Linked DNA regions of Homo sapiens: region 2 is linked to region 1. Evidence: chromatin loops called from intact Hi-C (ENCODE). Cell type or tissue: mammary epithelial cell. All regions are shown on one strand. Each heading gives the region's core, and the rest is flanking DNA. Links, peaks and the distances in the headings are about the cores only.

What was found. A loop is a pair of places that touch in the nucleus more often than their neighbours do. Peaks named below come from ENCODE experiments on the same cell type or tissue, not always from the same donor. Only the 100,000 strongest peaks of a DNase experiment are listed, where the experiment ranks them.
Region 2: it touches region 1 in a loop (7-fold over the local background); 4 of 110 quality-filtered maps call a loop at or near these places.

The regions. Positions count from the first base shown.
Region 1 is chr11:94,017,699-94,025,573 of GRCh38, forward strand. It overlaps HEPHL1 (hephaestin like 1), which reads left to right and starts at 3,656. Exons shown (of 20, transcript NM_001098672.2): 1 at 3,656-3,840. The coding sequence starts at 3,671. In mammary epithelial cell, for the core only: no CTCF peak of the experiment used is centred there; DNase peaks (open chromatin) are centred at 1,233 and 3,403; H3K4me3 peaks cover 269 bases; H3K27ac peaks cover 4,184 bases.
Region 2 is chr11:93,935,048-93,942,922 of GRCh38, forward strand. It overlaps the pseudogene LOC101060084. Among named protein-coding and RNA genes, the nearest start is that of HEPHL1, 82 kb to the right of the region's middle. In mammary epithelial cell, for the core only: no CTCF peak of the experiment used is centred there; a DNase peak (open chromatin) is centred at 4,524; H3K27ac peaks cover 3,084 bases.

The DNA.
Region 1 (7,875 bases), core at 1,160-6,159:
ACTCAGGTGATTGTTAGCATTTTTAAACAATAAGGTATTTTTAAATTAAGGTGTGTACATTTTTTAGACATAATGCAATTGCACACACACTTATAGACTGTAATATTGTGTAAACATAACTTTTTTTTTTTTTTAGATAGGGTCTCCTTCTGTCAGTGAGGCTGGAGTGCAGTGGCATGATCTTAACATACTACAGCCTCGACCTCTTGGGCTCAAATGATCCCCCCACCTCAGCCTCCTGAGTAGCGGGGACTATAGGTGCACCCCACCATGCTTGGCTAATTTTTTTGTATTTTTTATGGTGACAAGTTTTGCCATGTTGCCCAGGCTGGTCTCAAACTTCTGGCCTCAAGTGATCCTCTCACCTTGGCCTCCCAAAGTGCTGGGATTACAGGTGTGAGCCACTGTACATGGCCTAAGCATAAGTTTTATACGCACTGGAAAACCAAAAAATCCATGTGATTCGCTTTATTTTGATATTCACTTTATCATGGTGGTCTGGAACCACACCTGCAATATCTTCAAGGTGTGCCTGTACCATAATTTCAATAAAATGTGATTTAACCCAGCATTATCTTTCTCTGCTATTGATGCATGATGTCAAATTTACCTTATCTGAAACCTGGTGAATGTTTTGAGGAATGGAGTGAATATTTAGAACTGGCCATCTCACATAATAAATGCTTGATAAATGGGTTTCTTGACTTTAAAAAAATGTCTGACTAGTGTTCAATGGAGTTGGAAGTATTTGCTAACATTATTACTTACACAGGTTACTTAATCAAATTTTAAACATTGTCAAACATATCTTGTATGTAACTGTGGGTTTTTAAAAATGAGTGTTGATATGATAATTCACAGGTTTCCTAATAAAATTTAGACACTGTCAAACACATTGGGCGTGGAACTGTCGCTTTTCTGAAATGAGTGTCACAGGAACACTGCATTGTCTCATACCAGTTTATTTTCTTTAGCTCCTATGGCATTCCAATGCTCTTTGAGTAACACCTTTATTGTCCTAGGATAAGGAAGAATTTAAGAGAGCTTTCCAGAACCCTATTTCATTGTTTTTAATAAATTCTTTCCCACTTTTGGCCCTCTGTAAGCAAGTTCTCTGCTACAAATAGATTAAATGCGTTGACTTCATCTGCTATAGTGACTCAGATTTCTTGACCTGATCTATTCTGCAGATCTAGTTTTTGAATCAGAAGTTAGGTAATGCCTTCTCCTGGGTTTTAATTATATGCGTTCAGTATCTTGGGTAAGAAAGTTAACTCTTTTGTCTTTTTGAGCTGTATCACTTATACCTTTTTTTTTCTCCTGTCCAAAAAGGGGGGAATATGTCCTAATAACGTCTTTGATACGCCCAAAATAGCCAGCTTCTCTGGGATGTAAGCAACAAGATATTTGGTTTGGGACATTTCCAAATTCCACAACCTTTTTTTTTTTTTTTTTTTTTTTTTTTTTTTTTTTTGTGAGACAGAGTCTCGCTCTATCATCCAGGCTAGAGTGCAGTTGTGAGATCTTGGCTCACTGCAACCTTTGCCTCCAGGGTTCAAGAGATTCTCCTGCCCCAGCCTCCCTAGTAGCTGGGACTACAGGCATGCACCAACATGCCCGGGTTATTTTTGTATTTTTAGTAGAGACAGGGTTTCACCATATTCGGCAGGCTGGTCTCGAACTCCTGACCTCAGGTGATCCACCCACCTCGGCCTCCCAAAGTGCTGAGATTATAGGCATTAGCCACTGCGCCTGGCCAGATTCCCCATACTTTGAACTCCCTACTTCTTCTGAGGCCAACCTCAGGCCTACCACGTAAGTCCTCCTCTATAGTGTCCGTTGAAGTGCCAGACTCATACGAAGCTCCCAAACTCATGTTGAAGAGGAGATTTTAGCTAAATGGAAATGTGCTGTGGCAATTATTCTACCAGTGTCCTTGATACAACAAACAAATCAGTAAATCAAAGTTGTAAAGAGCCTGGCTATGAAACAGGATACTCAGTATGTATTTTATTATTTATTTATTTATTTATTTACTTATTTTGAGAAGGAATCTTGCTCTTGTTGCCCAGGCTGGAGTGCAGTGGCACAATCTTGGCTCACTGCAACCTCCACCTCCCAGGTTCAAGCGATTCTTCTGCCTAAGCCTCCCAAGTAACTGGGATTACAGGCGCCTGCCACTACGCCCGGCTAATTTTTGTATTTTTAGTACAGACAGGGTTTCACCATGTTGGCCAGGCTGGTCTCAAACTCGTGACCACAGGTGATCTGACTGCCTTGGCCTCCCAAATTGCTGGGATTACAGACCTGAGCCACCGTGCCTGGCCTTTTATTAATTAAGATGAATGCTAATACAAACTGTGCTATGGGACATTTATAGGGTAGCTACCATTTAAAGAAAAAGAATTCTCTTACTTGAGACTGGTGGAAGGCATGGCAGATAGGACTTTGGCAAAGAATAGTGGAAAGAAAGTTGAAGACTGCGGGGAAACACAAGTCTGTGGATACACAGGTTGATACAGTCTCTCTTAGAGGGCATGAATGGGCAGGAAGGACTTTAACACTTACTTAGTACCTACCCTATGCTAGGGGCTGGGGTAAGCACTTTGCAGACATCATCTTTTAAAAAGTTCCTTAAGAATCCCTCAATCCTTCTTCTATAGTCTCCAGCTCAATGATGTTAAGTGATTCCTCCATGCCACTAAATTGGAAAGTGGTGGGAACTCACATTCAAACCCAGGTCTGACCAACTTCAAAGGCCAGGAGGCTGTTTCCTTCATTCCATGGCTGCTCCCTCAAGAGTAACTGTGCATGGGGATAAGAGTAACTCTTTTCCAAGGTTGATCAAGGTCTCTTTCAATACCGAGATTCTGGGACACAGATTAGAAGACACAGAAGAATGGCCCAGCCTTTTCCACCCAAAGACCTGTTACTGAATTTTGTCTCCATGTGTCTGAAGGGTACTTCCCCATCATCATTTTCATTCATCCTAAGAAAGGCGGCTCCCTGTGTGGAGGTGGTGGCCGCGAACATTTTGGCTGAACTGAGCAGTCAACCTTCTCATTTTTGCTGGAAGGATTTGAGAGAATATGGGGGAGATGGTACACGAGCCAGTGGAGGATTAGTGGGGTTTTATGTTGTTGTGATGAACTTTATGATGTTAGTTTGTGGTTTCACATAGCCTCATAAAACAAGCTGGATGGTGATTATGTCACTTCCTCTGCCCTCCCGACAGAGAGGAGGCCTTCTTTAGTGCCTGGAGTGTTTCCTGATGCTCCACTCAGGCCAGCTCACTTTTCAGATTTTAATGTAAGAGGTGTGGAGAAGAAAAGAAGAAGAAGGGGTGGGGGAAAGCCATCGGCTCAAGTAGTCACACTGTCATCCTGGCTGACAAATGACTGATGTCAGAGCATGGTACCGAAACGTATAGAAACAGGCCTGTTGGCTTGGGCAATACATAAATGAGCCAGTCACACATTTCTCGGATGGCTGGCAAAAGTTTTGTTGTCAAAGCAACGCCCCCATCGAGCTTGCTTTGCTTACGCAAGGCCTCAGCCTTTGCCTCTTCCCCAAACCCAAGCTACCTGAGGAGGAGGAGCTGAGTGAGGGGGAGGGACCAACAGATTTGTCCCCTGTGCAGGCTGCCTGCCTGCTTGAGTTACATCCACAAATGCCTCGGAAGCAGCCAGCTGGCTGCATCTTTCTCCTCACATTCCTGGGTCTGTCTGGGCTGGTTGGCACAGTTACCAGAACGTACTACATTGGGATTGTGGAAGAATACTGGAACTATGTACCCCAAGGGAAGAATGTTATTACTGGGAAAAGTTTCACAGAAGACAAGTGAGTGAACTTAGGGTCCTCATTGACTCCCAGGTTTGGCCTCTTTTTGACTTTGTGTGGGGAAGGTTGTATTTCTTGGGTACTTACAATGGGGGTGAGTTGATCTAGACCAAGAGAAGGTGTTTTGTTTTTTGCTTGAAGAGCCCTAGTATGGATGGGTGTGTAATCTGGAAGAGATATTCATAGCTCCATGTATTTGTTGAGCCACCTATTAATAGCCTTGCCTGTGAAGGGACATATACACAACCAGGTGTTTGACAATTTCCACCAGGTACTACTAGTAACTTCTGGGGGATTCTGTTTGTTTGTTTGTTTTTAAATGACAACACTTGGGATGAAGATTTGAGAAATTTCAAGAATTCCTTATGGTTAAAACACAGTGTTTTCTTAGTTTGTATTTCTGGAATGAAACATCATAATGGGAGATAAGTATGCTAAGTCATGTTTTTCAACGTTTAAAAGAGGGGGAAGTCACAGGAGATTTGCCTGCTATTTTCAGGGTTTCCTTGAGTCTACTTAGAATTAGCGCTTTCACTGGTAAAAAGTTTATTCCAGCTCCAAGTCATTCTTGCTGAGGGCAATATCTTATCCCAGAACCTATAGCATAGCTAGGTGAGATGGCGCCACGGTGTTCTATGTTCCTGATTTTTAATTTGGGGCAGAAAATAACCCTTTCTCCCTGCCCCCTCCAGGGCCTAGTATCTTAACCATCTAATTTGTTTCATGGATCTCCCTCTGAAGTCACCTCCTGACTCCAGAAGATGTCATGCTATTTTCAACTTTGTGGTTATTAGAACATCTTTTCAGATGTTTTGGCAACCTCTGTTGGATATTTGAATGCTTGCTTCTTTTCTGACAGGCAGAACCAGTTGCATTCTGCATCCATGTTCCATTTCCTAAAGATGAGTTTAGTTGATAAAATTCAGGAACAGCACAGGGCCTACCAGCAAGTCTTTAAGAGCCAGGGCCCCTTGTCTTTGAGGAAAGACCAAAGATCCAGTTGGCTTGGAAATACAGCTTCCAAGTTTTCTAACAAAACAAAGGTGGTATAGTCATGTTTTGTTTACCAAAGATGAAGCCTGTGCCAGACAAGCTGCCAAGGCAGACTTTTCCTTAAGCTTTGTACCTGGAAATGTAATGTCTGCAGGGCTATTTCCAAAGGAAACTCTTGATTGCTTTCAATCCCACATCTGCTGACCATTGGTGGTAGTGTCTTTACTGTGATGAATAGCTATGGGATTGAAAGGGTACCAAAAATGCCAGGAGCCTTCTCTACAAATAGAGCTCTGCTATTCTCAGAGAGGGCTCAGTAGGAAACAGTCAATGTGAGCAGCTACTGGGGATAAGAATGTTGAAAGTGTGTACACTGAGTGTAATGAATATAGCGTTTAAGCTAAATGTGATACTGGATTGCCTTTCCATAAGATTAACACCCACAGAAATTCTTCTTCCTAAAATGCCCACGTCACTATAGCTGTGTATGGGCATTTATTCTGACCCAAAAATTCTATGAGGGATTTTTCAATTCATTACTGCTTGCAGATATTATTATTCTCATTTTATGAACCAGGAACCAAGGCTCTGAGGTTAAATACTTGCCGGAGTTTATAAGTAAGTGGTAGCACCAAACTCATTGCTTTGGTTCCACAGCCCATATTTCTTTTCACCACACAATCTGTTTCTTGGTAAAGGTGATCCTTCTCCAGTGAATTAAAACAACTTTGAGGGAAGCCAAGGATCACAGTAATAAGAACTTTCTAGAAAGTCCTAATTTTTGCCAAAGGCATGTTTAGTCTCTTTTGTCACTCTTCCTAGAAGCATATTGAAAGGGATCACTGGTGGTCAGTGACCAAACAAGTTATCTGGGTTAATTCAAAACCTCAAAGAATCATAAATACTCAAGTACTACAATGCTGTTTTCACAAAGTGGGGTGCTGGAAGAAGTTGGGGTCTCTGTTGATCATTTCAACCAGAAGATGGTGCTTTGATGAAAGTACAATAAAACATATAAAAATTGCTATGGTGAAAAAGAAAATAGGCATGATGAAAACAGTTGGTTTGGCATCAGATTTGAGTGAGATGGTTTCAAAATGCATGGTCCCATATGATAGTGCGTTTGTTCTTAGAAGCAGCTGGCATGCTAAGGTGTCATACCTAGAACGCCAAGGTCCCCAAACATTTCTTTCTGGTATGCGAAGGGACAGAGTTTGTGTCAGACAGACTGCTACCTCTTGGAAGGGAAATCCAGGTGAGTATGCAGTGGACGTTGGCTTTTATCAGTGATCCCATCAGAATACTGGTTTTTATCAGTGATCCCATCAGTGCTAGTAGTTGTGGTAGGTGGCTCAGACAAGTTCCTAAAAAGGTAGGGCTGTCGTAGGTGGCTGACATTGCTTGTGGACCACAAGATATCCATCCTGGGTGTATGTGAAGATGCTGTGACTGGGACATAAGTGGAGTTCAGTGTGTGTACTCTGTGTTGTGCCATTTCCCCAGGAGCAGGAAGGAGCCATCGTGGATGATGTAATCATGCCCCTCTCTCAGCCTCCTGGAGGGTGAATAGGCTGCCTTTCTGAGGACAGTCTGTTGTTTTGGATATTCACACTTGGGCAAATGTCTGATATTTAAAGGACCAGGAGAGCCAGGTGCTCAGAATTCCACCATGAATGGAAAGAACCTGAAATAGAAATCCAGAGACCTAACTTCTAATGCTTGCTCTGCCCAACTTGCTGTGTAATCTTGAACATGTCATATAATCTCTCTGAATATCACTTTCCTTAATTTGTGTAAGAAGGGAGTTGAAATGTAATCCCTAGAGTCACTTGAGAAGTGTAATGCCAAAGCATTAGAAATAATTTTGAAACTGAATGAAAAATATCTTTCCTGACTTGCCAGTTCTAGAAAGATTTTTGCAATGGTGAAAGAAAGGAGAGAGATGATTTGCAAATGTTCAGTCCTAGAAATTAGAGTTGGAGAAGACCTGGGACTGATCGTGGGCATATGTGACAACTTTTGAAGTAGTCTTTATTTTTCTTTCTCCATTTTTTCCCCTGTCCTTTAAGAATTATCTCCAATTCCTCACTTCATACATGAAGCTTTCCCCCATGACCCTGGCTTGTACTGATCTGTTTCCTTCCTAACCACTCATGGAGCTTGGGGTCTTTATCATGAACTTGGACACTGCATTTTCTTCCCTCTGCATTGCCCTCTAATTGCTTGATGTACATTAGTCATGTCTGCAACTGCAGTAAAACACCCTGATGATAGATAAGAAGTTTTGGCGTATATTCAATAATCCCCCTTCCCTGCACGGAACTTTGTCATTGACAATATCCTATGGAGGATCCAGTACAGGGCAGGCATTCAAAATCATTGAAGTAAAAGCTAATCACCTTATCAACTGAGTTGTTCTGGTTGTTTTATCTTTGAATAAGGGGAATGGGCAAAAATCTGGGGAACAAGATGGTGGGTGCCAAAGTTTCAGTAATGTGAAAACATTTGGAAACCAAAGTTAGGCACATCCTTATGCACAAGGACGAGATCGAAAATGAATTGAAATCATTTTGCTGAGACTCTATAGCCCTCAGATGGTGCAAATTAACTTTTATGCTTGGTACCTATGCTTGATTATAGGGTTCAAAAATATAATTGAGTCTATAATCACTAATGTTTCCTAGAAAGTATAGGATTTAGGAGTTAGATTCTATTTAGAAATACTTTCTCCAGATAAATATACTTCTCCTCCTCCTTGGAGTAAATGGGGACACTGGGCTCCTTTGAGTTGCCTGGGGATGGTGTCAGTATTTTGATCTATTTATACCAGTCCTGCTCAGGCTCATAAAGTCCTTAATTAAGGTGTGTGTTTGGTGGTAAAGCCTGATCCTTAATGGAAGTAGGGTGGGGTCATCTTATTTAAAGCCACAGTTCTCACCATAGACCTCATTAGGCCATCAACACACATTCAGCCTTTTTCTTCCCAGTGAAATGCAGGGTTTTCATGGACGCTAACTCATGGGTGGAACTGCGCTTGAACAT
Region 2 (7,875 bases), core at 1,561-6,560, 82 kb before region 1:
GGAAAATGTGAACCAGAGCTCTTTTAGGGCCTTTGTATTTGGTCTTCTCTCAGCTGAGAACTCTCTTCCCTCAGATGTCTGTCTGCACAACACCTCAATTCATTTGAGTATCTATTCAAATATTTTCCTTAGAGAAGCCTTCTCTGATATATAAAATTATCACCATCTGTCAATCTTAATTCCCTCCTGCTATTTTTTCTTATTCATAGCATTTAGTCATTAGATTGTAAATCTCTTTGATATGTATTTGTTTGACATGTACTGTATGTAATGTGCACTCAGAAACACTTATTGCGTGATTGAATGAATATAAAACAATATTTAGTTTTCTTTGGGTAAGGCTAAACATTTACGTTACCTAAATTTCTAGTAAATGCCACCAGAATTTGTGTGTGTGTGTGTGTGTGTGTGTGTGTGTTTTAAAACTGAATTTATTTCCTTCTCCTAGACTTCTACTCTTTCTGGCTTACCTGTATTAGTAGCATCTCCAGCCAACTCCTTCTTTATCTTGCTTTCCAGTCAGCCATCACCCTTGCCAGTTCTGCTTCTGTAAGATCTGTCAGTCTCTCCAAAACCAACCACTTTACTTCCCTACTTACAACTATTGCCTCTTCACAATAAAGTCTGACATCCTTAACATCACAAGCATAGGATGGCATGGCTTTGCATGTATTCTGTGTATTGCTAGCTGGCTGAGGTGATGGAAAAACAGAGTAAAGGCATCCCATTGACTGTGGGTTGTCATTCTCTCTTGTCCTTTGGCCTCTTATGGCTAAACTGAACATTCTATAAAGGAAGAAATCCAGGCTAACAATGACAGTACAGTGTACTAAGTGCCATCGTAAAGTCAATACTGAATGTTCCACAGGAAGCAAAGAAAAAGATGCTTGACTATGATTGGCAGGGAGACGTTGGAGGAAATGATGCTCACGGCAAACCTTAAGGGATGAGCAGGAGCTTAGCAGGTGGTCAAGGTGAGAAACCGGCATTCTGGGCTGAACAAACAGCATAGTGCAGGTGTACAGAGGTGTCAGATGACAGGGTTTTATATGCCCTGCAGGTGAATCTAGATATATTCTGAGGGCAGTGAGGAATCACTGCAGGGTTTTAGAATCAGATTTATGTGCTTCAAGAATACTTTGGCAACAATTTTTTGGATGGCTTTAGCGGGGGACTGGAGGTAGAAAACCATTAGGAGACCACTGCAATAGTCCAGGCAAGAGACAAAGGGCAGAAATAATACCACTAGCTAACATTATTTTGAGCTATGTGCCAGGCACATAGTAGGTTCTCATTTTGTTTAATTTCATTTTATCCTAACATTCCTATGAGGTGGAGAAACTGAGCAGTTTGCCCACAGTCACACAGTGAGTGGTGAAGCTGAGTCAGAAATTCAGGTAATGACCCCAGAGCTTGTGGTCCAAACAGCACAGAGGATGGATTTTAGAGTGTTTAGGGACATTAAGTAATTAAAGGATAAGATCTCATTTCCCTCCCAGAACAGTCTAGCTCAGAGTCCTTAGTTTGGCTTGTGGGAGATTCATTAGGGGCCAACCCACCTTCCCTGGGGATAGAGCACGTAAGTCAGGCCATGAGGGCTGTGGCTGGGCTGGTTTGTTTCCTCTGAGCTTTGCTTGCTTTGCTCTGCTGGATTTGAATTATGAGAGTGACTGGCAGGCTGATGCCAGCATGATGCGTGAAAAACACTCTCCAAATTGGAAAGAATTTTCCTTCTGGGCTAAGCTGAGAGCACATGTTGCTCATTGGCAGATCCTGAAAATCCCAGCATTCAGAGATTTACCAGCGTTCTCTGTAAAGCAAAGCAGATGCCTCTGTGTCTGTCCTGTGAAGGGCTATGTGAGAGGAAAATGAGTTCCCATGCCTTACCTGCTCACCAACAACGTAGGTTTTAAAGGCAAAGGAACAAAAAGAGTTCAAGTTTGTATCTCCCAGATCATTTCTACCTAATAGAAATGTGAGTTAATTGTAAGCTTTAAACTTAGACACACTCATTGCCTATTAGGGGTGACTATTTTATTACACATTGTTTGTCAAAAGAGATGCATTTCTATTCCTTTTGCAGTCGAATGAGGCAGGAGCAAGGCAAGCAGGTAACCTTGCTCTTTGAGGATTCCTGCAACTGTCTGAGAAAGCTTTGGCAGTTCTGGTGTGCACGCGACTGACATGCAGGTCTCTTGAGCGTGATGACATTTTTGGGACCTACCTTCTAGAACCTACTGGATTTGCTGTGTCTTGCAGCATAAGTTCACTGCCTCTCTAACTAAATAAAAGTTAAATAAATAGTTAAAATTTAAAACTTGACAGGGTGCAGTGGCTCATGCCTGTAATCCCAGCACTTTGGGAGGCTGAGGCGGGAGGATTGCTTGAGCTCAGGAGTTTGAGACCAGCCTGAGCAACACAGAGAGACCCCATCTCTACAAAAAGTAAAAAGAAAAAAAAATTAGCTGGGCATGGTGGTGTGCACCTGTGGTCCCAGCTACTTGGGAAGCTGATGTGGGAGAATTGCTTGAGATCGAGAGGTGGAGGTTGCAGTGAGCCAATATCGTGTCACTGCACTCCAGCCTGGGTGACAGAGTGAGATCCTGTCTCAAAAAATAAAAGAATAAAAAATTAAAATTAAAATTAAAAAAATTAAAACTTACAAAAAGTTTCATTGATGGCGTTTTCATCATGTTTAAACTTCCGGATCTCAAAGAAGTTAGGTGTCTGATCAAAGCCACCTTATTTGAGAGGTCTTCCTGACCACTGAACACAAGCACCAATATTCCTTGGGCCTTCTCACACCAGTACTCTTTAACTCAGTTGTCCTTATTGATTTTTCTTCAGGACACATATCAGCACCTAATAAATATGTTGTTTGTCATCCATTTCTCCTTATAAAATAAAAACTACATGGGGGCAGGGACTTGATTTTGTTCACTGCTCTATGCTCAGTATCTAGAATGGTTCTTGGCACATAGTAGATGCTCAACAAATATTTATGGAATGATTGAATAAGTAAACTCCTAGTCTATTTCCAACAATAGTCTAATGTGTATTTAGAGTTCATGCTGATCCTCAAGTTGCATACTCAAAATCTTTGCATTTTACTCATCTCTTTCTCATATCTAGCTGACTGCTGTACATTGCAAAGTTATAGCACTTCTCACATGTGGCAGAATTTTCTTTGATTTTGAGAATCATTTGTATTGTCAAATGCCTCAGACATTAGGATGTATAGTATTTGTTCTTTCCTTATCACTTTCAACCTCCTTTTTAATGGCTACTTTTGTTTCCATTGTAAGGATGCTCTTCTTAATTGTTGTAGTAGCATTTTGGGAGGTCAAGGCAGAGGATCACAGGAGCCCAGGAGTTCGAGACCAGCCTGGGCAACATAGTCAGACCTCATCTCTGCTAAAAATTTAAAAAATTAGCTGGTCATCATGGTGCATTTCTGTAGTCCCAGTTAGTAGGTGGCTGAGGCAGGAGGAGCGCTTGAGTCTGGGAGGTCAAGGCTACAGTGAGCCATGGTTGTGCCACTGGACTCCAGCCTGGGTGACAGAGCAAGACCCTGTCTCCAGGAAAAAAAAATTAGTTATGGTAAATCCTTACAACCATCCTAGCGTAGGGAATGTGCCCTTACAATATGGTGGAGGGCAAAAGGATGCTCATACCATGTTTGGGTCAAGGGCACTTTGGCACCAGGGTTCAGCTTAGCTTTGTGTGAGTGTTCATCCATTGAAATTCACAGGTAGAAGGGCTTCTCTACTCCCAGGTCTGCCTGTGTTACCCCACTGTCCCAGTCACTGGCCCCCTTAGGGTGGCTCTCAGAGGCCCTGCCAGCTCCTGCTTCCTCCCTTTGCCCCTGCTGTTCCTTCTGCCTGGACAACCTCTCTTTCCCACGTATCCAGTTCAAGTCCCTGTTGTCCAAAGCCCTTCCCTTACTGCTCCAACCACATCACGGTACCCTCGAATTCCTTTCTCTGTACTGGTCTTTCTCTCTTCATCTAAGTGACCAGCAGTGAAATTCCACAGAAGAAACCTTTGACTTGGAGTCAAAAGTTCAGATTTGAGCCTTGTATCTGCCTCATATCAGACAGCCATCTCTGAGCCTCAATTTCCTCCTCAGTAAATTCTGACAACTATTTGCACTTGGAAGACATGACAAGGCCGTTTCAGGGTCAGGTATGATCATGTAGGAAATAAGCTTTGGAGATGATTCAGCGTATGCAAAGATCCCAGACATAATCATTATAGGATTTTTTATGCTTCATCTAGAACAGCGTGGCCCTTACTAAGAACATATAAATCCCAGTGATGCTGGTGGCAAGTGACAGAGTACATTTTAACTACAGTTGCAAAATGAAATCCTGCTCAGAACTGGCTTTGTTCCCTTTTGGGATTTCCACATTTGGGAAAGGGTGATCAAAGAGAGGAAGAGAAAAAGAAGGAAGCTGACGTTTTACAGAGCTGTGCATTCAGTTTGTGTAAGCTACTTTGGATAATCACATTTCCTGATTGCCTTTGTGGGTTTGGAACATTCAGTCATTTGTTCTTACGTTTAGTCATCCACTGAACATTTATTGAGAGTTTATTATGCCCTGGGCACTGTGGATACAGAGATGAATAAGGAGATGAATAAGGCACATGCCTGCAACCCAGCCAGGTTGAGGGAGCTGGCATGTGACCAACAAGATGGATGCAGCAATTAAGATATGTCTAGGGAACAGAAGGGGCACCTAGCTCAAACCAGGGACCAGCAATTATTCTCAGGGCATTGTTTGCATGGAAGGTAAGACGGCATACACTGGGCATATGACTGCATGTAGTAGGGTAAGAAAACATCCAATACAAAGGAATCCATTAGATGACATGGCTGTATTCCTGAACTCATGTTCTCAGCCACTCTACAGCCAAATATTAGCCTGTCAGGGGTCTGATGGCGTGGTGCGTTTCCATGACGTAATTTCTTTAGACCACTCTCAGCATACTGCCTTGGAGGAAGGGGCCAAATCAGTGTCCCTCACATAAAGGGCCCTGTGTTTCTCCACTGTGTTTTGCTCACTCTAGCCATCTGTGGGTAGGGCCACTGCTCAGACAGTGATACTCAGACACAGGAAGACTTGGTTGAGTCTCTCTCTATTTTTGAATGATTTCAGGTTTCCTAGACTTCTGCTTGAGTAGACTGGGAAACTCAAAGCCTTAGTCAAGGAAACCAATTTTTTTTCTTTTTCTTTTTTAATTAGCTTTTTATTTTAGAATTACAAAAATGTTGCAAAGATAGCACAGGGAGTTTCCATATACCCCTCACCCAGTTTTCCCTTACTGTGAGCATCAGACATTACCACTTGTCACAACTAAGAAATCAGCGTTGGAATATTTCTATTACCTGAATTCCACATTTTATTCACATTTCACCAGTTTTCCCACTAATGTTCTTTCCTGTTCCAGGATCCCATCCAGGATATCACATTATGCTTAATTGTCATGTCTCCTTAGGTTCCTTTAGGCTATGACAGTTTCCCAGCTTGTCCTTGTTTTTGATGACCTTGACAGTTTTGAGGAGTGCTGGTCAGATGTTTTGTAGAATGTCCCTCCATTGGGTTTGTCTGATGTTTTTCTCATAGCTAGACTGGGGTCATGGGTTTTGGGAGGAAGACCACAGAGGTGAAGCTAACATAGTTGTATTCCATTCACATCATTTCAGTGGTACATGCTATCAACATGGCATTGCTACGGATGTTAATCTTTATCACCTGGCCTAGGTGGACCTTTCTAGTTTTTGTCACTGTAAAATGACTTTCCTCCCACTTTCTATACTCTCATTCTTTAGAAGTGAGTCATTAGGTGCACTCCATACTCAAAGGGATGGGGGAATTAAATTCTATTTCCTAGGAATCTACATAAATTATTTGGAATTCTTCTGTGAGGAAGATTAGCCTTCCCATTTATTATTTATGTAATTATGTACTTATATCAGTATGCAGTTATAAATATTTATTTTATATTTATTTACACATAACATTGCTTTATCTGTTTTGTTGCTCAAATGGTTTCTGCTTTGGCCATGGGGAGATACTTTAGGTTGACCTCTGTTTCCTTTTGGCATGCCCCCACCCTTTTGGTTTTTGAGCACTTCCTTACTTTCAGACACAAGATGCTTCAAGCTCATCTTGTATTCTTCATCCCCATCTACAAAGATCTGTTTTTCACTCCCATGACATTTCTGACACCAACTGTGTGTTTTTTTCTTCCCTACTCTAACCAGTTCTCTAACACTAGCAAAGGTGCCCCACAATTCAGTTCGGTTCTGACACTATCTACTTGGAGTTAGAGTCAGATTCTGAAGTTCAAGGCTCAGTCCACAAGGCTTCCTCCACTTCAAACACCAATTGCAAGTCCAGGCCTCCTGTACTTCTGACTAACCTGCTATAAATTGGGGGTTCCCACCACTCTGTCCTCTGAGCCACCTTCACGGCTTGTCTCATTAAGCTTCTGAGGGCCTCCTGAGGAATCCAGCTGAATAGTGTTCAGCTTTTTGGTTATTATTTGCCACTTAGCAGTTTTTAAGATCAGAGATATGATCTAGTGCCACCACAGGAGATTTGCTTTGGGAAAGAGTCTATGAGATGTAGCTGTGGCTGGTGAAAAAGCACTGGCCAAGTCTAGAACTATATAAAAAGGGTTATGTACCATAACCAAATGGAACTTATCCCTGGACAGACCTCCGGGAAAACAGTTTACTCACTATTGTCAGTTTATTATAAAGGCTACAACTCAGGAAGAGCAGCATAGATGCAGAAGGCAAGGCATGAAGATGGGGGTGCGAGGCTTCCATGCACTCCCCAAGCTGCACCTTGATGTGTTCACCAGCCCAGGAGCTCTCTGAACCCAGTTGAAAAAACTGTTTTTTTTCAACCCAGGTTTTTTCTGCAGTCTCTATTTTGTAGGCATGATCTATTACATCATTGGTCACTGGTGATTAATCAATCTCCAGCCCTGGAGGTCAGAGGGTGTGGCTGAAAATTTCAACCATCTAATCACTGGCTGATCTTCTGGTAACCAGTTCCCATCCTGAAGCTATGTATGGGCCCACCAAGAGATACCTCATCAGCATAAACTCAAGTATGGTTAAAAGGGGCTTCTGAGGAAAAGTAAATGATGCTCCTCTCACTCCTGTCACTCAGGAAATTCCAAGCGTTTTAGACTCTCTTGTGTCAGGAACCAGGAACAAATACCAAATATTATTTAAAAAGGCACTCTTCTCACCCCATCACTTAGGAAACTTTAAGGGTTTAGGAGCTCTGTGCTAGGAACCTGGGATGAAGGCCAAATATATATTTCTTATTATGTCACAATATTACACCATCGCTAGAATCAAGATTGTGTTCTTCAAGGAGTCCTGGTTTTTTTTTTTTTTTTTTTGGAGAATGGCAGTAGAGTTCAAGATTTTGGCTCTGGGTATGCTCATTGGTACTGAGGTATAACTGTTTCTAGTTTTTGCAGCAGACAGAGCTAGGAAATATAGGTATGTATGTATAATCATGCATACACACATATATATATTTCTATATCTATCCATCTGTATCTATGTTAAGCTAAATGTGAGTTTAGATTGATGTCTCTGACTCTGATCTATCACCACATGGACTCCTTCTAGCCTTGTCTCTGCTTATCTGTAACTTCTTCTTCTAACAGTGAGAACACTGGCTCTCACCATCCATCATTCAACCCTAGTATACATGTATAGCAATTTCATAATTCTTAACTTATACCCCTGTGAGAAGCAACTTTAAAGTACAGTGTTTGTATACAATTTCCTTTGTCTCTAGCCTTACAATTTCCAACATTTTCCAAATTTTCAAAGCCAAAACA